6 separate regions of the Mus musculus genome follow, and all the other regions are linked to region 1. The links are chromatin loops, found by intact Hi-C in ENCODE. Cell type or tissue: left cerebral cortex. All regions are shown on one strand.

Evidence for each region. Peaks named below come from ENCODE experiments on the same cell type or tissue, not always from the same donor. Only the 100,000 strongest peaks of a DNase experiment are listed, where the experiment ranks them.
Region 2: it touches region 1 in a loop (5-fold over the local background); 2 of 42 quality-filtered maps call a loop at or near these places.
Region 3: it touches region 1 in a loop (2.3-fold over the local background); 2 of 42 quality-filtered maps call a loop at or near these places.
Region 4: a loop joins it to region 1, with 4 times the contacts of the local background. A loop is called at or near these places in 2 of 42 quality-filtered maps.
Region 5: it touches region 1 in a loop (5-fold over the local background); 2 of 42 quality-filtered maps call a loop at or near these places.
Region 6: a loop joins it to region 1, with 2.0 times the contacts of the local background. A loop is called at or near these places in 2 of 42 quality-filtered maps.

Annotation. Positions count from the first base shown.
Region 1 is chr4:39,442,890-39,446,889 of GRCm38, forward strand. No RefSeq gene overlaps it. Among named protein-coding and RNA genes, the nearest start is that of 1700009N14Rik, 5.4 kb to the right of the region's middle. In left cerebral cortex, no CTCF peak of the experiment used is centred here; DNase peaks (open chromatin) are centred at 1,603 and 1,918; H3K27ac peaks cover 332 bases.
Region 2 is chr4:39,989,371-39,993,370 of GRCm38, forward strand. No RefSeq gene overlaps it. Among named protein-coding and RNA genes, the nearest start is that of Gm26087, 9.8 kb to the left of the region's middle. In left cerebral cortex, no CTCF peak of the experiment used is centred here; DNase peaks (open chromatin) are centred at 2,198 and 2,671; H3K27ac peaks cover 1,690 bases.
Region 3 is chr4:39,695,975-39,699,974 of GRCm38, forward strand. No RefSeq gene overlaps it. Among named protein-coding and RNA genes, the nearest start is that of Gm42272, 14 kb to the right of the region's middle. In left cerebral cortex, a CTCF peak has its summit at 1,835 (motif pointing left); DNase peaks (open chromatin) are centred at 1,436, 1,773 and 3,585; H3K27ac peaks cover 631 bases.
Region 4 is chr4:39,206,840-39,210,839 of GRCm38, forward strand. No RefSeq gene overlaps it. Among named protein-coding and RNA genes, the nearest start is that of Gm25581, 51 kb to the right of the region's middle. In left cerebral cortex, no CTCF peak of the experiment used is centred here; DNase peaks (open chromatin) are centred at 2,265, 3,072, 3,401 and 3,978; H3K27ac peaks cover 1,046 bases.
Region 5 is chr4:39,197,802-39,201,801 of GRCm38, forward strand. No RefSeq gene overlaps it. Among named protein-coding and RNA genes, the nearest start is that of Gm25581, 60 kb to the right of the region's middle. In left cerebral cortex, no CTCF peak of the experiment used is centred here; DNase peaks (open chromatin) are centred at 1,546 and 3,449; H3K27ac peaks cover 1,386 bases.
Region 6 is chr4:39,291,048-39,295,047 of GRCm38, forward strand. No RefSeq gene overlaps it. Among named protein-coding and RNA genes, the nearest start is that of Gm23607, 2.4 kb to the right of the region's middle. In left cerebral cortex, no CTCF peak of the experiment used is centred here; DNase peaks (open chromatin) are centred at 1,583 and 2,002; H3K27ac peaks cover 672 bases.

The DNA.
Region 1 (4,000 bases):
GGGGGGAGGGTCTGGGGGACTTTTGGGATAGCATTTGAAATGTAAATGAAGAAAATACCTAATTAAAAAATAAATTAAAAAACAGAAAATAAATAAATGAGTAAATAAATAAATTCTTGTACATTCCAATGTGCTATTATCAATATGGCCCTTACCATCTTGTGCTTAAGGACATAATTCTGTAGAAACCTGAGTGTTGATTAGTGAAATAATGAAAAATGACAAACCAGTAAATTAAAAAACTCTTTTTTAAAATTATTTTTATTCTTTCCTCATATATTACATACTGACAGCAGTTTCCCCTCTCTCCCTTCCCCACATCCTCTGTCCCATTTCCCCTTTACCCAAGATCCACTCCCTCTACCTCCTCCCCTCAGAGAAGAGCAGGGCTTCACGGGACATCAACTGGACATGAAATAATAAACTATAGTAAGACCAGAAGCATATAATCATATCAAATGGCTAAGGATGCTGGGTAAAGCAACCCAGTAGAAGAAACAGTGTCCACAAGTAGGCAAGAGAGTCAGGGATGGCTCTGGCTCCCACCGTTAGAATTCCCTCAAGAACACCAAGCTACTCAACCATAGCATGTATGTAGAGGACCTGCATCAGATCCCTACAGATTCTTTAGTGATCTGTTCACACACATCTCGGATCTCGGTCAGTTGATTCTGTAGGCTGTATTCGAAGGTATCCCTGACATGTCTGGTTTCTGAGATCTTTCCTCCCCATCCTTCAAATGACTCCAGAGCTCAGCTCATGTTTAGCTGTGAGACTGCATCTCTACTATCAGTTGTTAGGATGAAGTCTCTGGTCTCTTTGAGGATGACTCTGGTAGGCTTCAGTCTCAGCACATTCTTCAGGCAAGAAAAATCTGTAGATCTATGGCTGGGTGACTAGGTTAGTGACTCAATCCCTCCATTTGAGGCCTTTCCTGGTTCAGACCCCATGTCTGTTCATTACTAGGAATCTTTTCTAGGGTTACTCTTGTAGACTCCATGGAGTTTCCATTGCACTAGGTTTCCACCATGCACCTAAAATGTCCCCAGATACCCCTAATTCCAATTGTTTCTCCAAAATTTTCTTGCTCCCTCTCCTCTCCATCTGATTTCTCTTGTTCCCAACCACACCTAACTGCAGTCCACCCGTGAAATCTATTCCATTTCTCCTTTCAGCGGAGATCCTTGTGTCTCCCTTTAACTCTTATTGTTGCTTAGCCTCCCTAGATGTGTGGAATGTAGCATGATTGTCTTTTACTTTACAGCTAATAACCACTTTTAAATAAGTACATAAACTCATTAACTGTTGAGAAATTATATATGTATATATCATATGCATATATAATTTATATATATATATATATATATATATATATATATATATATATATATATATAGAGAGAGAGAGAGAGAGAGAGAGAGAGAGAGAGATTTTAGAAAAAACTTAACAATTGCCAGGAACTAATCTAACACTAAAATTAAAAACTTGCAGGACACAGCATCATTCCCCATATGTTAAGTAGGCTTTTAAGAACTTAAATTTCTAAAATAATTCTGTGAAAGTCTTTAATGGGAGCTCAGAGGATGGAAAGAACATTCTGTAGTGTTCGACATTTGTTGCTGTTAACTGTCAAATTGAGGATGAGAGTGCTAGGTCTTTGGGCTGACAGCACTTCATTTTCCACATCTGTAGACCCCTTTAAGGTTACAACCAATGAAAAGTAGTACTGAAACAGAATACTCATTTTTCAAATGGATATGTCCAAAATTTGTTTTTAAAAAAATTCAAAATCAGGGACAAAGGAGATGACTCAGTGTGAAACTTTCTATGAGAGCATGATCTGAATTCAGATCGCAGAACTCACATAAAACTCAGCTGTGATGACACACATCTTTAAAATAAGGTTGAGAGGGTGGAAGCACACAGATCTTTGGAGTTCCATGTCCAGCTAGTCTTGCCAAGTCAATGAGATTCAGATTTAGTGAGAGAACCTGTCTCTAAATATAAGGTAGAGAGAAATTGAAGAGCAACATTTGACATCAACCTTAGACTTCCACACAGGTGCACTACATTCACATTGACCTGTGCTGAACCTGGTGTGGCCCTGGTGAAGACAGAGTGACATGATTCCTGCTTTTGGGACAGGGCCATGGTATGAGCCCCCATGAGTGTCAATGGCTGCTTTGGGTGTAAGGCTTATTTGTGTAATAATGTACATATTTTCTGGGACCTGTACTAGCAGTGGAGAACTCTTTCCTTCATGGAATGCCCTCCCTGTTAATGTTAATGACTCCATGATAATTAGAAACAATACAAGTCCAGGAGTTGAGGGTGTGGCTGTGTTTCTGCAAAATGGTAAACACTAGGACCTTCAAGACAGCCCTTAAGGCTGTAGGAAAGAGCTCTAAATACATGACTTTGAAACTATATGATTTATCAATCATGTAAAAAATAAGAATGCAATAGGAGTTATATGAGGGGTTTCACAAATCTAAAGGGAAAAAAGCAGCTATGCTGTGATCCAACTTGTTATAAAATCACTAAGGAAGAAGATAAAGAGGTTTAGTGAGTAGTGATTGCAGGAGATCCCACCCAGCTAAGTATTTTTGTTTGTGCTTGCAAAGGCAAGGCAGATAGATTCATGAGTTCAGGATCAGCCTTGGCCAGAGCAAAGTTAGGCCCTGTTTTGTTGGAAATAATAATTTAATGGCAGGGTTCCACCCAACTAGCTTACTGTTTGTGCTTAACAGAGGCAAACCGATCTCTGAATTCTTTTGCAATGTTAAGAAAAAAAATGTATGCTTGCTGTCTCCTAAAAATTAAAGAGCTGGGGTCATGGAATGCTGATTCATAAGATAAAAGAAAAATCTGGAGTAAATGACTGGATCAATATGTAAAATAAAACACTGGACCTATGTTCTGCAGGAGATACGCTATCCAGAGAATTCTTTTTTAGGATAAAAGGAGAACTGTTTGGAGCACACTCATGCACATGCTCACACACACACACACACACACACACACAAGCAAGTAAGCAGGACATGGACAGGGAGATCTCCTAGAATAGCAAGCAAGCAGAATAGAGAGAGAAGCATACTGGGAAAGCTGTATTAAGCAGAATACATGTCATCAGCTTGAATCCACAATTTGGATCTAGTTGTTCTTTTTGCTGCTCCCCGACACTCCTTCTCTCAGAACCCCTTTCCAAGCCAACAATGGTCCTTGACATACCTGCACACACACACACACACACACACACACAAAATAAAAGTAAATCAAAAGCACACATCCAAAAATTTCTAAAAATCCAAAACAGTCCAATGAGAACGTATTTGAGAAAACTAAATTGTTTCTCACAGAATGCTTCCAATGACATATTTTTAACTGTTGGGAAATTGTGGTAACATTTTAAACCCTTAAATACCTCTATTTAAATAAGCTTTAATCCTCACTGTTTTCTTATCTGTTATAGATTTTTAAATTATTTTCTGTAAAGATGCAATGTTGCCAAAAAACTGGTTTTTATTTTCATGTTTATTAACAACTTTTTAAAATAGAAAAAGGAATGCCACCATAATATAGGAAAAGACAGTACCCCTTTCTGTTATTTCAGTTTTGTTTTTCAAATTCCATCTCTTAGATGATTTGATATTAAAATTTTAACAACAGCATTATTATATCTATTCCACAAGAGGCTCTTCAGCACACTGGTTCTGAAAAGGTAAGAATAAAACAGAGCCGATGATTTAGCTCAGGAAATTAATCTAGTAAGCTAGTCATTGTAAGTGTGATAGAAATTTACACTTTTGCTCTTTTAACTAACTTCTATGACAGTAAAAAGATTTTCTTCCCAAAAGGTGAGAGGTGAATAGATAATTTCACCAAAACTCTGAAAAAAAGTGAACAATAACTACATGACTTATGATTACTTAAAGACAGATATACTGGTGATTTCCACCTCTGAGGGTGTGAACAAAGTGACAATTTATGTTCTTCACAG
Region 2 (4,000 bases), 550 kb after region 1:
AGAAGGGTATTTCCATCTTTTATAAATATCAAAAAATAGTTGAGAGGTTGGGCACAGTCCTTTTGGTTCATGGTAGGCAAGCCCAAACCTGGCTACTCTCACTCTATAACAGATGAGAAAACTCGGGACTCTCTGAGGTCACTCCGGCAGCATATCAGGTTTAACATAAAGGCTGTTATGAGTTATGCTTCTATTGCTGTGATACACAATGAATGGCACTCAGGGAGATCAAGCCAAAAGCAACTTGAGGAGAGAGTGGTTTATTTCGACTTATAGTTGTAGTCCATTATGAAGATAAGTCATGACAGGAACTCAACCTAGAGGCAGGAACTGAAGCAGAGTCTATAAAGGAGTGCTGCTTACTGGCTTGCTCTGCATGGCTTACTTGCTTTGCCTTCTTATACATTCCAGGACCGTCTGCTATGGGCTAGGCCCTTCCATATCAATTAACAATCAAGAAACTGCCCTACAGACTTACCTACAGACAATTTAGTGGATGCATTATCTCAATTGAGGTCCCTCATCCCAGATAACTCTGGCTTATGTCAAGTTGACAAAAAGCTGACCAAGACAACTACTAATTAAAAAAGTATTAGAATCTAGAACTTGAGTATTGTGGCTCCTGGTCCAAGAGTTCAGGAATAGACTTTAAGTTCAATGATAGCTTCAAAGCACGTGGCATGGGACACCTTAAAAACCAAAATGGTTATCTGAATATTTCATGATGTAACTAGGGGATCCAACATCTTTGACCCACTTCCAAGTTTTCAAGATATTTGTGTGATGTGGCCACCGTGACAAATTCTCCTTAATAGCCAGAAATCCTTTCCTGTTTTAGAAAATAAAGAAAATTATTATCAAAGAAAAGTACCCAAGATGTGTCAGCAAGAAGACTGAATTAGAACAAGGTTTCTAAGGCCTGTACTTGTCTGGTGTTGTTTCCTTGCTTCCAGTAGATGGAAATGATCAGAAATCAAAGATCATTGACTCTGCAAACATTCTCAAATTTCTTTTTTCTATAGTTACTTAAAGTTTCTCAAGATTTTACAAAATTATAAAAATACAATTTTTAAAGTTCAAATCTTGGGTACTGTTGAGATTCTTGGTCAACTTGACTTTTGATTCACTGTGGGTTAGCAGCTAAAGAGCAGACTCTGACATGCAAGCTCATGGATTTGCTGAACTGCTAGCCAGAGCTTTACCTTTGTACATCTGCCATGAGACCAATTAAGGAAGCTTGAGAATTCCCATCGATAGTGGTAAGTTTTTCCCATGAAACAAAAAGAGCTTTAAATTTTACATTTGCTTATTTAATGATTGCTGGGCAGGATCTGCTTCAGGATGCAGATAGAACCTGAGGTCTTCTCTAAAGGTGTTTCACTCTTCTTGAGCCTACAGGCACGTGCAACTTGTTCTTCTCAGAAAGAAGGACAGCAGTAATGGGAGAAGCAGCTCACAATATCTTCTAAGGCCTCTCCTCAGGACCTCCTTATTGGCATAAGACCAATGGGGTGGGGAGGATATTTCATACCTTCTAGTGAGGGTTTTTACAGAGTCATGTGATAAAGCACACAGCCACGTAAAGAAACATATATATTAATATACTAATAATATAAATTAATCATATTAGTATATTAATATATATGGCTGAGAAAATGGAAACTACTATCTGTTCACAGTTTGCTATGCAAAACAAGTTCTTAACATCTTTGTGCTGATAATGTGTGTATGTATGTATATATTATGCATATATATATGTATGTATACATGTATGTATGCATATATGTATCACATTGAAGGAGGTTATATTCCTAATGTTCTGAGATCATAGAAATCTGATTTGATTCCTGCCAGTCTTTGTGAGTTTTTGCATGTCATAGTAATGAGAGCAAGTGTTTTCCCCAGCAGAACTGCCTAGAGGCTGAGTGTCATACGAACTATGATTAGTTCCTGGAATCCTAGGGAAAACTGTTAGGTTCAAATAATGGTGAATCCTGGCAGAAGTCATTTAGTGGAACACCTAGCAAAGTTTAAGATCCACATGAAAACAAGATTGCTTTTAAATTCTCAATGCTTGCAAACTGCTCGGCCATATACTCCTGAACAAAGATGATGCTCACTGCTGGGTGTGCTACGCCCATTGTCATCAACTCATCTGCTCAAAACAAATCAGACACAGCCCCACGCAGTGAGAAAACAGCTTCTCATTTCACATACACGTGTAAGAGGATATAAACGAATATAAAAACGTGGAACAAAGAAAGGAGGCTCTTTGGCTTTTTTAAAGCAGAAGTTCAAATGGTCCAACTCAGTGTGCCTTTTAAAATCTCCCACTAAAAGGGAAACACTAAATTGGGTCAATGTCACCTTCTGCTACTTTTTAAAAAAAATGACTAAAAAACTTAAAATTGAAAATTGCTTTTTCATTTCTGAATAATGGAGTATGGTGTCTCAGTACTTTGTCCCATTTTAAATGTCGATGCTGAAGATGACTTTCTCTCTTTCCATTTCCATCAAACCTATTAATAGCTACAAAAAAAAACATTCTTTCTTCTATTTTCTGCAATTCAAGCCCATTTGTCCTATATCAACTCTGTCTCCATGAAGGGAGATCCTGCCAAGCAAGCACCATTGAGGAGTCATGTTGCCATGTAAAGTGTCTGGCATTTGTTCCCTGAAAATAGTTCTCAGAACTGCAGCCTCCTCCTCTCCTAACTGCTGCTGCAGCTTCCCATTTCCAAACATTGGAGCTGCCACTCTCCCTGAAGCTCAGAGCTAATCAAGTCACTCTGCTAGGAAAGTTGCAGTTCAAGGGATTCTTCTCTCCTGCCCTTCAATGCCTGCACGTACTCCACACTACCCAGATGAGAAAGGCGAGAGAAGGAGGTGACTATTTATCTTCTTCTAGTAATCGAATCAGTTCGAATGATGCTCTTAGGATGCAGTTGCTATCCAGTAAAGCACAAAAATCTAATAGCCTGATTTGGGGTAGCATGGCTGAGCCCCTAGAATGTTTCTCAAGTCTAGCTGCATCCTCCACATTCTCTTCTCTCTGCCCTTTCAGTACATAATGCTCTCCCAGCTCTTGAGTCATACTGCCAGATAAGCCTATATCCATTTTTAATTGTGTGTGTGTGTGTTGTGTTTGTGTGCAGGTCTTTGCATTCATCTGCAGAGCAAAGTGAGCATCTTCTTTGGTTGCTTTTCAGTTCTGTTGTTTCGTTTTGTTTTGTTTTGTTTTGTTTTGTGTTGTGTTGTTTTGTTTTGTGACAATCTTTCACTGAAACCATGGCTCACTAACTGGACAAGATTGGCTGCCTAGCAAGCCACCAGGAGTCAACTGCAGTTGACTGACCTAGACAATGAGGTTGTATGAGGTTGTATGTGCAGCTTTTACATAGATGCTTAGGATCTGATCTCGGGTCCTTAAGTTTTCACAGCAAGCACTTTGCCCACTGGGTCATCTTTCCAGCCCATCGTTCTTGTTTGATGTCTCATTGTCTGTGAGAATCCTACCTGGTCCAGGAACCTTTATGATCCTTTATATTGAGCACATACTGCCCTGGTTCAACATCTTTGAGCACCCTCACAGTGACTGCTCATCCTGACTTCCTTGTCTCTGGAGAGGCAGTATAACTCTCTCAGTCTAAATGAGATGAAATCTTGAAATTCTGTATGACCAATATTTGTCCTTGATTCCATAATCAAAATGAGATCTGCCTTGCCTGTCTCATCTACAGTGAGATGCAGTACATTTCCATATCCTTCATGACCTTGTGAACTGCTCAAATAAACAATGAATGAGCCTCTTTGCCTCCTCTACTCCTCATTTTATCCCATACTTGCAGAGCCCTAAGAGTCACTTGCATCTCTAAGACCCTGTTCATTTCTTCTACTAAGTCATTGATGTACTCTGTGATTCATGCTAACCAGACTGCTTACTGTTCCTCTGTATTCCCTGAGCATTTGTCTCCTAAAACTTCAGTGTCCATGCCCTACA
Region 3 (4,000 bases), 250 kb after region 1:
ATTGATAGAAATCAAATGGTGCTATAAATAAATATGGTGAAATTTTTTAAGGTTTAGAGCATGAAATAAAGTAATGAACGTGAAAAAATAACATTGAGAAAACTTCTGTGGGTATGTATACAAATACATGTATGAATACATATGCTCACTCAAACGTGATATCTACTTTTATTACATCCATTTATGAAGCAAAACCATGTATCAGAAGAGACAACATTAAATTTTGAAAGGAAGAATTGTTATAGTTCACAGTTGCTGGTAATAACTCAATCACTTAAAAAAGTATATCTTACATCTGTTGCCTTCCCCCAAATAAATAAATACAGGCATCAAGGGGAAAATTCAAGATTATATAGACACGAGAGATGGAGAGATGATAGTTAAGCAGTTAAGAGTATGTACTGCTCCAGAGGACTCAAGCTTGGTTTCCAGAACCCACACTGGGCAACTAACAACCACTCCAGCTGCAGAAGATCTGAGGCATCAGGCCTCCACAGGCACCTAGAGAGAGAGAGAGACAGACAGACAGACAGACAGACAGACAGAGTCAGAGACAGAGACTAGAAACTATATTCATAGGAAATGCATATATTTCATAAAGTACCAGCTTACCTCTCTGAGACAAGAATTTCTGCCACAGATATATTCTCAGGGGAACTGAGCATGTTTGATAGTAACTAAACATGTACAGGACTTGTAGGAGTTCAACCATTGAAAGAATCTCTTCTCCACATCAATAGTTACCACTCATATAATCTTAAGGAAATCCTGACTCTTGTAAGTTTCAGGAACTTCCTAAAACTTCTCAGATTTGTTTACTTCCTGAGACTTACTAGACTAGTCAATGTTGAGGGAGGGGATACAAGGGAGGGGCTTTAAACTTTCTTTACTGAATGAGATGAAGAGAGACTTCCTCTAAGAGGAAATGTTTAAATTCAGAGGAAATAGTTGCACAACACAAACACTTCACAGAGAACATAAATCACAGAGAGTTTATTAGGTAGTTAATGAAGACAATTGAAGAAAAAAGCTGCAAAGGATTTACAGTGTAGGGGCCTTTCATCATCCTTAGAAACGTTCTCAGTCTTGATACTCTGTGATTACTACAAATCACTTTGGATACAGATCTTTACTACTTTACTGATTTATTCCAAGAGAAGCCCTCTCCCCCTACTATCAAACACACTATGTACCATGTCTAGTGAGTATTAAAACTCCAGTAGTTTCCTCTTGTCATTGTTGTTCCCTCATAGTGATCAGGCCAGTTCCTGCTGGGGCTGGAAGTCACCAGATTGCATTTAGAAAGAAACTAAAAATTAATTATTCTATAGACTACCAGACAGACACCATTCTGGTTGAGGGGACTAAGATAACATCTCCATCTGAGGATGCATCCTGCTAGGCGGCCTGGTAGTCACGTCCTGGTTTCTTCTGCTCAAAAAGCTCTCTGTGCATGTGGTCTTAATGACTAGCACGTAAGCTTGACTTGAACCACCCTTCTTTACTTCAAGGCACAGGTGGTTAGGTATCCCTATAGAAAGATGCCCCCGTGCAATCTCATTCATTATGGCACACAAATAAGAGGGGGGGGGGGATAGAAAAAAAAAACCTGTTATTGAAGTTCAAGGATGTTCCTCGTCCTTTGGTAGCAGGGAAAAGGTTGCAGTTCCTTCCACAAAGCAGTACCTTGTCAAGATATTCCTAACAGAAAGAGCAGCACTTCCATTTTTGGGCAACCAGCCATCATAACGAGGCCAGCTGGCTCATGGTCAGCATCAACCCAACAGGAGCGAACTGGAAATAGAAGCCAACAGCGCCACCATGTGGAAAAGCTGGAAACTTTGAAGGCTTCTGCAGTTTTTCCACAAAACCGGAAGAAATTCAGAGCCTTGAAGGGAATTCCTAGATCTAGTGTCTGGGTTCCCTTTTCAGAATTAATCCATCAAAAGGTACTATAAAAAGGGCCCTCTAACTAATACAGCCTACAGCAAGTACACAGGGGCCTGAAGAAAATACCACCAGTATATGGCAGGTAGCTGATCGTTACCTGGGAGACAGGGGAGCTTCAGGAGGCAAGATAATGCCTGAACTCGGACTACAAACTTTTTCCCTCATCTAAGATAAAGTTATTGCAAACTACAGGATGGAAACCACAAGCCGTGATATTCCCTCATGAAGTCCTTCCTACCATAGAACCCTCACTACTGCCCAAGGGACATCCTTGACTATAAAGCACAGAAGATTCTCCCATTTAGGACAGGGATTACAACACAGGAGAAAGAACGATGAACTGAGACTTGGTGACCTTTATCCTACTTCGGACTTGACCACTAATGGCGATACTTTCCATTACCCGACTTGCCTGCTTCAAGCATCAGTTTCCTCACCTCTGGGGGTAGGGGTTTTAAGTTCTACTAAACTAAGGTGGACTCTCTGGAAATGACCCTTCAGCATCTATCTGTAGTTTGACATGAGGCTCTGGGCGTTTGTCACTATGACACATCACCCAACAGCCTAGGAGAAGATTTCAATCATCCAAGATCTAGAGAACCTTCATTTCAACAAGACCCCCGAGGGGATTAGAATACACACTAAGGTCTGAGAAGCATCTCTTTAGATCATCAGTCAGATGTAAAGACCATAAATGCAGAACATATCTAAGGCCTGATCTACTACCAGCATTATGGCTTCCTGGTACATCTGCATATCAATGGCACTTAGCGTCCATACTGGAGAATTAGGTAATTTCATTAAGGAGGGTCTTAGTTTTATTAATATTTTTGACTGAAAATATGTATTTACCTAAAGGTTTTGTTCTGTTTTTAATACAGTTCTGAATGACTTGTGGGTCATAAAAAATGAGTTAATTTCTTACTGTATTTAAAAACAAGGTTAAATCTTACAGTGTCTTCAACAACTGGTATCTACAATTTAGCAGTAGGAGTTCCTTATAAGAGAGAATAAATTAATATGTTTAGTACTATGATGACTTTGTGGAAGGGTTTTCAAACTCGAGTTTTAAAGCTTCTGTTTGGTCTTTGACTTCTGCGTCTATTATTATGTTCCCAGAAGCAAGGTTGATTAGGTAAAAAAATATCATTTATCATACTTTAAGCAAGAATTCTAATTCTCAAAGGGTCTCTGACCAATTTTATATCTTATGTACTTTGTGTCTTTGGCCCTCCAAACTGCCAGTGAACCCTGAATACAGGAACCCAATGCTCTATGTATTCTTACCACAGCCTGCATCAGCTATGCCAACATCAAAAAGCAATTAATTTTTTCCTCTTGTCCAATTTCTGTTGATTTAAGGAACAAGGCATTTTTGTAAGTTCTGTTGATATTGAGATGATGCCCTTCCATGCGTTGAGGCCCTGGTGGCTTAGGTTCTTTTTTAAAAAAATTTTGAAGTGTGTTGGAACCTGGGCTATTTCTCAAGATGAAGGCCATGAAACAATTTTAAAAGTAGCATCACTCTGCATGAATTATTGGCTCAGACTCCAGAGAGGATGCTGGCAGGCTGATTTACAATAAAATGAGTTCTGTTCTTTTCTTCCTGGCTCATTTTTAAGCATCTGCTGAGAAGATTGCAGTTCCTCCCATGTAGTAAACACAGCCCCAACATTAAAAGGAAACTAGAATATGCCTACTGGTTTAAACTCGTACTTGACTTTAAAATGTCCTCTCTCTTTACCTGCGTGGCAGTTTGAATAAAAATGTCCCCCATAGGCTCATATAGTTGAATGCTTAGTCATCAGGGTGTGGGCTTGCTGGACGAAGTGTGTCACTGGGGACAGGATTTGTGTTTTCAAAAAGCCTATGCCAAGCTCAGAGTCACTCTCTTCATGCTGCCTGTGGATCCAGCTGCAGAACTCTCAGCTACTATGTCTGAGAGCCACCATCATCCCTGCTGTGAGGATCTGAACTGGTAAGCCAGCCCCAATTAAATGCTTTCCTTTATAAGAGATGCCAGTGGCCATGGTGTCTCTCCACGGCAATA
Region 4 (4,000 bases), 240 kb before region 1:
TATGCTTCAATAAGTGAACCAAGGATATTCAAATATCAAATGAAGAAAATGAAAAATTATTTTCTATAATATTGAAATCCTTATTTCAGCTGAGAATTAATTTCTCCCATACTAGTCACATTCTACCTTCCTGTCTTCCTTGGGGCAGAAAAATAGATCATCAGCACTCTGGAAACGGTAGATGGTAGGTAGCTCCTACATACAACTGTTCATTGGAGAAACACTTGCTATGAGTATGCTCCCAAGATGCAGGGTCAATAAACTGTGTATTGAGAAGGCAATGCATTGTTTCCTTCCCCGATAGATTATGGGAATATTGCAGTGGCCCCAGAGTCTTATCACTAGATAACAGTGAGAAAAGCTGGAAGGCACTCATTCCTCCATGTGGAGCACTCACAGATACTCATAGCACATTCAGAGAACTTAATCAAGGAGGATAGATATGAATGTGATGAGGTCATGTTCACTGCAACTGATATTAAACAACCCTACTCCCAGTCAGAGCCAAAATGTTATCTCAATGAAGGACTGTCACCTCCTTCAGCCTGATACATGCGACTTTAAACAGGATGCTGTAGGGTATGATAAAAGAAAAGTCAACGTCTGAAGGTGTGTACAGTCTCCGAAATGGATGCCACCATTATAAATGTGGAAAATAGATATAAACAAAATTAATATTTAAGGTCATTAATGAAGATGATAGCATGAAAATGGATTGGTAATGAAAACAGAGACAGGTAAATAAAAAGACAACAAAAACATAGAAAGAACAAGGAATAAATTTTCAGACATCTAAAACAAACCCTAAATTTAAATAAGGATAAAGTATTTTTTCACAAATATAATAAAACAACGAAAGCTTATAAAACAGTTATAATATCCTGCTGTGTGTGTGCATGTGCATGTATGTACATATGTGTGTAAAATTATAATACCAAAAGGGAAATGTCAAAATACTGCAGACAAAAGAAATATTCAAGATGATGAATGCATATTTTAAATAAACTTATAGCTCAAACAAACAAGATATTTATTTTATTGTTTTTAACCTATGTAAATATTCTAGAGAGGCTACAATTGTTTCATGTGGTCATAGATTGAGAGAAGGAAAATGAATGGCAATCCTAGCCTATGTATCAAGAAGTAGGGCAGAGGTAATCTGATAGGAGAAACCTGTGCTCACATGAAGTGGTGTGCAATTACTTAAGTGTGCATTTCTATTTGTCTAGGATGTACATTAGAAGGCTATTTAAAACAATAATTTTAAATAAGTGTAATCGACATATTCACAAAGGGAATAAAATGACTATAATAAATACTTAATCAATCCTGAAGAAAGTAAATAAACAAGGAAAGAATCAACATATAATAGAAAAAATATGAACATGATAGACCTTGATGGGCTGATTGTGAATCATCTAAATGTACATAATTCAGACATATTGAAAAAATGAAGAGAAAACACAATCACGTGTCTATATTTAAGATTGTTAAGATTTTTTGTTGTTGTTTCAAGACTTTGTAAAAAAAATTTTTCATAAGAGTGGCACACATGCTTAAAACAAAACATGGTATAATATCTACATTTCCTCCTTTGATAACTCTATTTATTTTGCTGTGATGTTGTTAAATATTTAAATCACTATGATTGTTATTCTGTTGTATAATCAGTTTCTTTAAAAATTGTAATTGCCCTGACCATCCTTAATAACACCCCTTCAAAATAATTATTTATCTAAAATTAGCACCGTTTCACTGATTGTTATTAATATTAGCATTGTATATTATTCAATATTGCTTCGCTTTTAAATTACCAGTCTCTATATGAAGTGTGTCCAAAAGACTGAGTTGAAACAATAACTGTGTAGACACAGTTACAATTGGATATTTATGTATCAGTTCTTGATAGCTTATAATTAAACGAATATAAATAATTAAATGAATCAAACAATTAGTAAGAGTAGGATTGATAAAAACAGCACTATCAAACAACTTAAGCCATTTGACAATCAGAGAGTGTTCTGTGTAGGATTGTCCCCGAACAACATTCAAATGCTGTCTAGTGTTCCTAAGCACAAGAATGATGTGATGTGCACTGAAGAAAAACTACATGTGTTAGACAAGCTTTGTTCAGGTATGAGATATACTGCTGCTGACTGGGAGTTAGATGCTGATGAATCAATCATATGGTACAAAGGCAAAAGAATCAGCTACATCACCCTGAGACAGGAGACTTAAACCTTTCCACTAGGGCTGACTTACACTCTTTAAAGGCAATGGTGTGTGAAAAATAAACTTGCAAGTGACAGAGGTTCAAAAGCTGCAGGTGATTTTTTTTAATAACACCCATTTGGTAATAGACGAGAAAGGGGTATGTGGAAGAGAAAGATCTGTTTTGTAACAATGTCAACAACTGAATCTTAAATGCAATTAGCATTTTGGTTAACTCTCCTGGCTAGAACCAAATTGTGTGTTTCCTCACAAAGTAATAGCTCAAAATTCATGCATGCTGTGTCCATGGTGACTTTATTATAAACTCAAACTCCTATAAAAAAAATGAGTATTCACTCTTTATTTTAGCTGTGGTTCATCTGTTCTACTTCTTGACAATAAGACAATCTTCTGTCTTTTAATCACAACTTGATTTTTCCAAAGATTAAATCTGTAGAAATATTTTAATTAGAGTACTTTGAACATCTAAGAGACAGCATTGTTATATTTTGTGAAAATATATTAAATGGTTGCTTAATCCAACAAGACTATGCCCTTTGCATTGAAATAAAATATTTCTAGTGTTGCCTTGACAACATAGCACATTTTCCTAGTTTTGCATTCAGTAGAGTATCACAGACATTTACTCTTACTCAAGTAGCCTCTATTACATTGTGTGAGTGCTGCACTGTCCTCTGCCAGTACAACTAATTACAAAGCAAAGGTGACAGAAGTCTCTAGGGTTGTGAATAGGAACACACAATCTGGCTTAGCATAGCTAGTCACACACACAAAAGACGGACACTCAATTTTCCAGATCACTCTCACAATCGTCTGTCCTTGCACTCTGCCTCTGCTGAGGCTTTGAAGACTTTGTGCCTTCTAGCAAGTGGACCCACTATTATTGATTCTATTACCTAGCTATTTTATATCCCATGTTCAGACTTTATAATGGTTATGATTTATGCACCTCATTCTAAATGTACCTAAAGTATGTTCTATCTTACAGAAAAAAAAATGGCCTTTTCTTCAATAGACATCTCATAAATATAAGATTTGGGGTTTTTATTAACAGAACCAGAGCTTCCAGAGTGTACAAAGATTTAAGATACTGTGATAGGAATAAAACGCTATGTATAGAGGGAAAAAGTCATTTTAATTCATAGGCCACCTTCTGATTTAGAAAATGCCCAGGAAACTTGTGAACATAAGAAATAGACTTGTCTGAGACTACATCACTCCCTGATAGCATTTCCCTAAAAATAATCCAGTTATGAGAGCTGACTTTCTGCTACTTAAGCAGTGTAGCTACTTGTAAAGTCACCTGTGTCTAGGTTAGTCCCTAAGTAGAAAATCCATCATCTCCAGGAATATTGACCTTAGTATAAGTAGGAAATGAGCATACTGTCACATGAGGAAATGATCACTAATGTTATTATTTTTATCCATAATTATTTTCTAGCAAAATCGATTTTGCTAGAAAAAAATAAAGAGCTCACTGCCATATTGTAATAGTGATTTAAGTCTGAAAACCTCACCTATTCCCATTCTAGCTCCCTAATAATTGACACAAAGACCTATCAAGTTTATTAACAAGGTTTAATCACCATGTGTGTAAATATTCATCTCTTCTAAACATCTTAGCTATCTATTTTCCAGCTACATGATATTTTACCTTCAGTCTGAGTTTCTTTCTGTCTCGAGCTTGTCCATATGTGTCCTATTGGAGAATCCCTTGGCCATCTGCTCATCACATCTCCTCCTGGCTCTGCCTCATGGTCTCTCTCCT
Region 5 (4,000 bases), 250 kb before region 1:
CAGTTTTGTGATTTGTCACAATAGAAATTGTGTGTGTGTGTGTGTGTGTGTGTGTGTGTGTGTGTGTGTGTTGTGATATTCACATCACTATAATGAACCTTTCAAATAATAAAACAACCAGGGTTTAGAGCTCACAGTTTGGGGTATATCAGTTCACAGACAGGTGATCCCTAATGTTTTGATCTCTGGTGGGTATCCTCCTAGTAAAAGTGAGGAATATATGACAAAGTGATACTCTGCCCATTATCAGGAAATAAATGAGAACCAGAAAAGGAAGAACACGGTCATTCAGTCCACTTTGGAATGTATAGTGACTGGATAACCAAAACTGTCCAAAAGGTGTCTCTGCTACAATCATTAACAAAAACATCACTCCAGAGTAAAGCTTTTTAAAACATATACTTTTGGGATACACTCAATATCTGAACACTATGATACAGCAGGTAAAGTTTTATCCTCGTTTTCAACTTCTTTGAAATGATTAAGCTAAAGGATGCCTTTTGTACTGGCTAGTTTCGTGTCAACTTGACACAGCTGGAGTTATCACAAAGAAAGGAGCTTCAGTTGAGGAAATGCCTCCATGAGATCCAACTGTAAGGCATTTTCTCAATTAGTGATCAAGGGGGAAAGGCCCCTTGTGGGTGGGACCATCTCTGGGCTGGTAGTCTTGGTTCTATAAGAAAGCAAGCTGAGAAATCCAGGGGAAGCAAGCCAGTAAGGAACATCCCTCCATGGCCTCTGCATCAGCTCCTGCTTCCTGACCTGCTTGAGTTCAGGTCCTGACTTCCTTGGTGATGAACAGCAGTAAGGAAGTGTAAGCTGAATAAACCCTTTCCTCCCCAACTTGCTTCTTGGTCATGATATTTGTGCAGGAATAGAAACCCTGACTAAGACACCTTTCTATAATCATTTGATGTTCAAGACCTTTTTAAAATGTGATCTTAATTTTAAGTAGGCATCTACTGTTCTGTCTTCATTTCTCTTCTTGTGGTAAATAGATTTATCAACTGACACATCTAAAGTCATCTGGGAAAAAGGAACCACCTCAGCTGAGGAACTGGCTCTATAATGTTGGCTCTTGGCTGTCTCTAGGAAATTTTCTTTATTTCAATGATTGATGTGAGAGGGTCCAGCCCATTGTGGTTGGTATCATCTCTGGGCAGGTGGCCCTGGCTTGTGAACCTAAGCAGGCAGAGCAACCCATGGAGAACAAGTAAAAGAAGCAAGCTCAGCTCTTGCTTCTAGGTCTCTGACTTTCTTGAGGTCCTGCTTGGCTTCTCTTAGTGATGTACAGACATACAAGAAAAATAATTCTCTTCCTTCCCAGGTTGCTGTTTTCATTGTGCTGATCATAGCAATAAACAATGAACAAATAAATCTAGAGTCATTCTCTTACATCAGATCCTGTGCTGTGGTCAGAGTCTGCAATGACAAGGTATTTATTTATTTTTAGCAGCATCTCACGGTACCCACTTGTGTAGGTCCACATCATCTTGACACAGCTTCCAACTCAGTCCGCCCCCATTTCTCTGCTGCACATTCTGCACCACTTGATTTTGGGATATTTTGTGTATTCTCCCATATGTTCAGCTGTATTTCTGGGACACTTGCAAATGAGCTGATACATGTAAATGCTGTAGGCCTTTGAGTTTATACATAATGCAGTGTTGTCAAGTATAAAAGAAGCAGCTAAATACAACTTTTGCAAAAATATTAAATACGCTTATCAACGGGCAAGTGTTAAACTCTATTAAACTTGGACATTTTTTTTAGGAAAGTTTAGTCATTGTCCAAGACTCACTAAAAATGGCTAGCTCCTGGTGACTGTGGTACTGAAATGAAACTGTCATGAGAATAGAATAACATACAAATGCTTCAAGATGGCATGTGCCATCTTCTCCTTCATATCTGAAAGGGCAACAAAATCAGATGTGATTAAAGTAGTCAATACTCACCTATATGGTAGAATGAAAATTCAGACACTGTCAAAGGGATGGGTCTAGTAAGTTCTTACTATGACTAAGATAATCTAATGGAAACAACTTTGGGAAAGTCGTTGCTATTAACTTGCAATAGCTATTTTGAGCTATTGTATTTGTATTTGTTTTTTCTAATTCCTTAGAGATGAAATTTTTTCCTATTTTCTCTTTTCTGCTTCAAGTATACTATGGCTAGAACTATATCACTTGAAATACTTATTTTCATACTGTGGCTTCTCATTCTTTTCAAGTTAAAACAAACAAACAACAAAACAAAACAAAACAAAACAAAAAATACAAAAACAATGAAAATGTTTCCTTAGATAGCCTTCTCAATTTATCCTGTGCAACAGTAGTTCATCAAGAATAGATTAAATTTTGATGTCACTTATTTCTCAATTTCTTCCAATACACAGAATTCTCCAGAAGATATTTCTTGGGTTTTATTTATTTATTTAAATATTTTCTATATTAACATTTCAAATGTTTTCCCATTTCCAGGTCTCCCCTTCAGAAACACCCTATCCCACCCCCTCTCTGCCTCTATGAGGGTGCTCCCCCAATCAATCTCCCACTCCTGTCTACCCATCCTGGCATTCCCCTACACTGAGGTATCAAATACCCTCAGGCCAAAGGGCTGTTCCTCCCACTGACATCCAACAAGGCCATCTTCTGCCACCTATGCGGCCAAAGCCATGGGTCCCTCCATGTGTACTGTTTGGTTGGTGGTCCAGTTCCTGGGGGCTCTGGGATGGGGGATTTGACAACTTGAAACTATTGCTCCCCCAATGGGGCTGCAAAACCCCTCAGCTCCTTCAGTTCCTTCTCCAACTCCTCCATCAGGGACCCCTGTGCTCAGTCCAAAGTTTGGCTGCAAGCATCTGCCTCTGTATTTGTCAGGCTCTGGCAGAGCCTCTTAGGAGACAGCCATATCAGGCTCCTGTCAGCAAGCATTTATCAGCATCGAAAATAGCATTCTGGTTTGGTTAGATCCTCAGGTGGGACAGTCTCTGGATGGCCTTTCCTTCAGTCTCTGCTCCAAAATTTGTCTCCATATTTCCTTCTGTGAGTATTTTGTTCCTCCTTCTAAGAAGCACTGAAGCATCCAAACTTTGGTCTTCCTTCTTCTTGGGCTTCATATGGCCTGTAAATCTTGGATATTCTGAACTTATGGGCTAATTATATCCACTTATCAGTGAGTGCATATTGTGTGTGTTCTTCTGTGACTCAATTACATCAATCAGGATGATATTTTCAAGTTCCATCCATTTGCCTGGCAATTTCATGAAGTTATTGTTTTTATTTATTTTTTTAAAACAGGGTTTCTCTGTGTAGCCCTGACTGTCCTGGAACTCACTCTGTAGACCAGGCTGGCCTCCAACTCAGAAATCCGCCTGCCTCTGCCTTCCAAGTGCTGGGATTAAAGGCGTGCGCCACCACGCCCGGCCAAGTTATTGTTTTTAATAGCTAAGTAATATTCCATAGTGTAAATGTACCACATATTTTGTATCTATTCCTCTGTTGAGGGACATCTGGGTTGTTTCCAGTTTCTGGCTATTATAAATATGGTTGCTATGAACATAGTGGAGCATGTGTCCTTGTTATATGTTAGAGCATCTTCTGGGTATGTGACCAGGAATAGTAGAGCTGGGTCCTTAGGTAGAAAGTACTATATTCAATTTTCAGAAGAACAGCCAGACTGATTTCCAGAGTGGTTGTACCAGCTTGAAATTCCACCAGCAATGGAGGAGTGTTCCTCCTTCTCCACATCCTCATCACCATCTGCTGTCACCTGAGTTTTTGATCTTAGACTTTCTGACCAGTGTGAGGTGGAATCTCAGGGTTGTTTTAATTTGCATTTCCCTGATGACTAAAGATGTTGAACATTTCTTTAAGTGTTTCTCAGCCATTCAATATTCCTCAGTTGAGAATTCTCTGGTTAGCTCTGTATCCCATTTTTAAATAGGGTTATTTGGTTCTCTGGAGACTAGCTCCTTGAGTTCTTTGAATATATTGGTTAT
Region 6 (4,000 bases), 150 kb before region 1:
GAAACACTTAAGTAATGTTCAATTTTCCTAGCTGTCAGGGAAATGAGATATCAAAACTGCTTTGAGATTCTATCTTACATCTGTCAGAATGGTCATGATCAATAACACAAGTGCTAACTCCTGCTAGCAAGAATGTGGAGCAAGGGGATCATTCATCCATTGGTGATGGAAATACAAACTTTTATAGCTACTGTAGAAATCAGTGTGGTGGTTCCTTAGAAAAATAATAATTGATCTACCTCAATACCACTCTTGCTCCTATTCCTAGTGGACACTTCATCCTTCTTGAAGGACACTTGTTCAATCATGTTCATTGCTGCTCCATTCATAATAGACAGATGTTGGAAACGACCTAGATATCCCTCACCTGACAAATGGATAAATAAAATATGCTATATTTATACAATGAACTATTACTCAGTTAAGAAAATGAAATCATGAAATTTGCAGACTAACGGAACTAGAATATAAATCATTGTGAGTGTGGTAACCCAGACACAGAAAGATAAATATGGTATCTATTTGCTTATGAATGTACAGTTATGTATGTTAGCTATTAAATAAATGATAACAAGCTACAATCCATAGTCCCAGGGAGGTCAAGTATAGAGAGAAGGGGAAATGCAATCAGAATATATTGTGTGAGAAAATAATCTATTTTAAATAAAAAAGAGGTACAGGAGTAACAAGCCTGCTAACCTCGGGGCAGCATATCACCTACAAAGTTCCCATGAGAGAAACCAATCATCTTGTAATATGAGAAAATAGTGTCTTTAAAAAGCCCACAAGTCTCAATGTTTTTCATAACTCTGTGGCTTTGGGAATTCATCAGTGCTTTAGCCGGTGACTAACAGGAAAATGTGCTAAGCAATACATGAAATACATGAGCAGGGACCAGGTAGACAGCTCTTACACAATGACTTTCCTCTTATTTTCTGAAGAAATTAAAGCAAACATAATATTCCTCAAGGCATAAATACTTGTTGAGAATACCTGGGATAACATAAAAATTCATAAAACAAAGCTTTAAAAAAGGCATTTTTACAGGCTTGAGGGTAAGAGGGAGACTGTCAGGTTTACTACCTCTTGAGACTCCCAGGAAAATTCTCTCTCTTCTCTTCTAGCCCCTGTTTGCTGCTAATAATTAGCTCTGTTTTGTTTTGTTCTTCATACAATATATCTGGAAACATGTCTTCTGTGAGGTATAAACTCTCCCACCATATCACGGTCTTCCATAAATATTAAGATGTTCTATAGATACATTGTTCCACTAGTCTCTGCTTATACAGACCTTTATCTTGTTTATTGTCTAATGATATCTTTCTGGACCTGACCTATCAGCAGACGGTAAAGACATTTATTTAACCTAATGTCAAAGAAAAATCTTAGGAATTTCCTTTTGGAGGCATCATCTCATCACCATTAAGCAAGACAGAAAATGAGGTTGTGTTGTTGAGAAAAAAGGATACAGCTAAGCAAGCTTCCTGAGCACTGGTTGTCAAGTACCAAGGAAAAGAATAGTTTCTCCCATCATTTACACATAAATGTGGAACATTCACACATTTAGCTCTTGAAATTTAGTGTCACTTGCAGGGGAGAAAAAAAAAGATGGTGATGTGATCAAAGTAGGACACATATGTGAAACAAAATGGGGTGAAACTCCCTTACTTAGCAGATGGTTCAAAATGAAATTGCAAAGTGATACGCTGTGACATTTGGGTTTTAAAAAGAAAAAATAAGCAATAAAAGCTACAATCTAATTCATTACTAGTTGCCTTGAAATGTTCCTTTACACAAAATACAGTAAGAGGCGTAAATATCTGCTAAGTCACATTCATAGAGTCAATATAAAGGGTTTGATATTTTCCAAAGTAGTGATTGAAAGTCTGCAATATCAGCTGTTCATTGTCCTTCTATAAAATCATTTGTAAAATTTTTCACAAAAACTTCCTCAGGGATCCACCCCATAATCAGCTTCCAAACGCTGACACCATTGCATACACTAGCAAGATTTTATCGAAAGGACCCAGATGTAGCTGTCTCTTGTGAGACTATGCCTGCGCCTAGCAAACACAGAAGTGGATGCTCACAGTCAGCTATTGGATGGATCACAGGGCTCCCAATGGAAGAGCTAGAGAAAGTACCTAAGGAGCTAAAGGGATCTGCAACCCTATAGGTGGAACAACATTATGAACTAACCAGTACCCTGGAGCTCTTGACTCTAGCTGCATATGTATCAAAAGATGGCCTAGTCAGCCATCACTGGAAAGAGAGGCCCATTGGACATGCAAACTGTATATGCCCCAGTACAGGGGAATGCCAGGGCCAAAAAAATGGGAATGGGTGGGTAGGGAAGTGGGGGGGGGGGTATGGGGGACTTTTGGGATAGCATTGGAAATGTAATTGAGGAAAATATGTAATAAAAAATATTTTAAAAAAAGATGTTTGAAAAGATATTCAAGTAGTTCTAATAATGAAATGAAATAGTATGGCTCTGAACCCACATTCCCTTTAGCCAGTTAGAAAACACTGAAGAAGGAAAACAAACAGAAACATCTTTCCTTCTTTTCATACAGCATCTCCAATCAACCAGTCAATCAATTAATCAATCAATCAATTAATTCTACTATTATCTGTACCTCTGGTGAGTAATCTCCAACCCTAACAATTCTTTTAGTGTTCAAACTAGCAGCTGTACAAAAGCTAGCCTAGTCTCAGTATATCAGCAAGGAAATATTATAGTCATGTTACATTTTACATTATACGACATACCATAAGAAACTATGGTTATAATTATTTATGCTACTATCATATGCAATGCTTAAAAATAACATGATTTATATTATAATCAAATATATTATAATTATAAATCTCATTTTTTTCTAATAAAATAAAACCTTAGAGCACAGAGAAGTACTTATTTAAAGCTATATTGAGATTCTATCTTACCCAGTCAGAATGTCTATTATCAAGACAAAACAAGTACAACAAACATTTGTCACAGTGTGGATTGTGTACATATACTACCAGTTGGTAGAATGTGATCCCATCCAGCAATTATGGAAACCAAAGAAACTAAAATAAGATCTATCCTAGGTCTGACCCTTCTGGATATGTCCTTGTATCACAAGTCAACACATCATAGAGACACTGGCACAAAGGTATTTACCGCAGCACTGTTCACAGTAGCTGAATATTGACTCTACCTAGGTGTTGCTCAACGTAGAGATGGGTAAAGAAAGATGTGGTATGTCAACATGTTGAACTATTTTCAGACATAAATACCAATTATTATTATTATTATTATTATTGAATTATTTCAATGCAGGAATAAATTTAAATGTTCGAAAGCAACCTGTTTGGGCAGGAAGTCTAGAATAAATGCACAGCACATCTATAGGGTGGGAGGGAAGCAACATGGCAGGGGGCTGGGAATAATACCTCTACATGAGTTTAGTCAGCCTCAAAGACAAATAGTGTGTGTTTCCTCTCCTCCATAAGATTATGAAGGCATATATAACAAAAGTGGAGAAGTAATAATTATCTATTAGAAAATGGCCAAAGAGGAGATTAAAAGGAAAGTAGCAGAGTATGGGGCAAGTTGCTTGGTACCATTATGTACTTGCATGAAAATGTTCTTATGTAACATGATACCATGTACAGTGAATATAATCAATGAGAACTAAATGAATAAAAGACCACCTTGTCATGAGTAAAATATTTAACAGAATATGAAGCATATAGAACATGGAACATACGTAGAACACTCACCTAGTGTGAATGCATCTGTGTACACATGCATAAGTACAGGTGACATCTACCATGTTGGAAGAACAAGAGAAGGCAATGATAGGTGACAGAGTAGAATGAACAGTAGATCCATTTCACACCTGAGTCATGAAAAGGGATAAAATGTCAATGATCTTCCGAGTTTTAACTCAGTCACAAATATCTTTTATTGGGGGACAGTTTGTGATAGATAAGAGTATCAACGTATAAT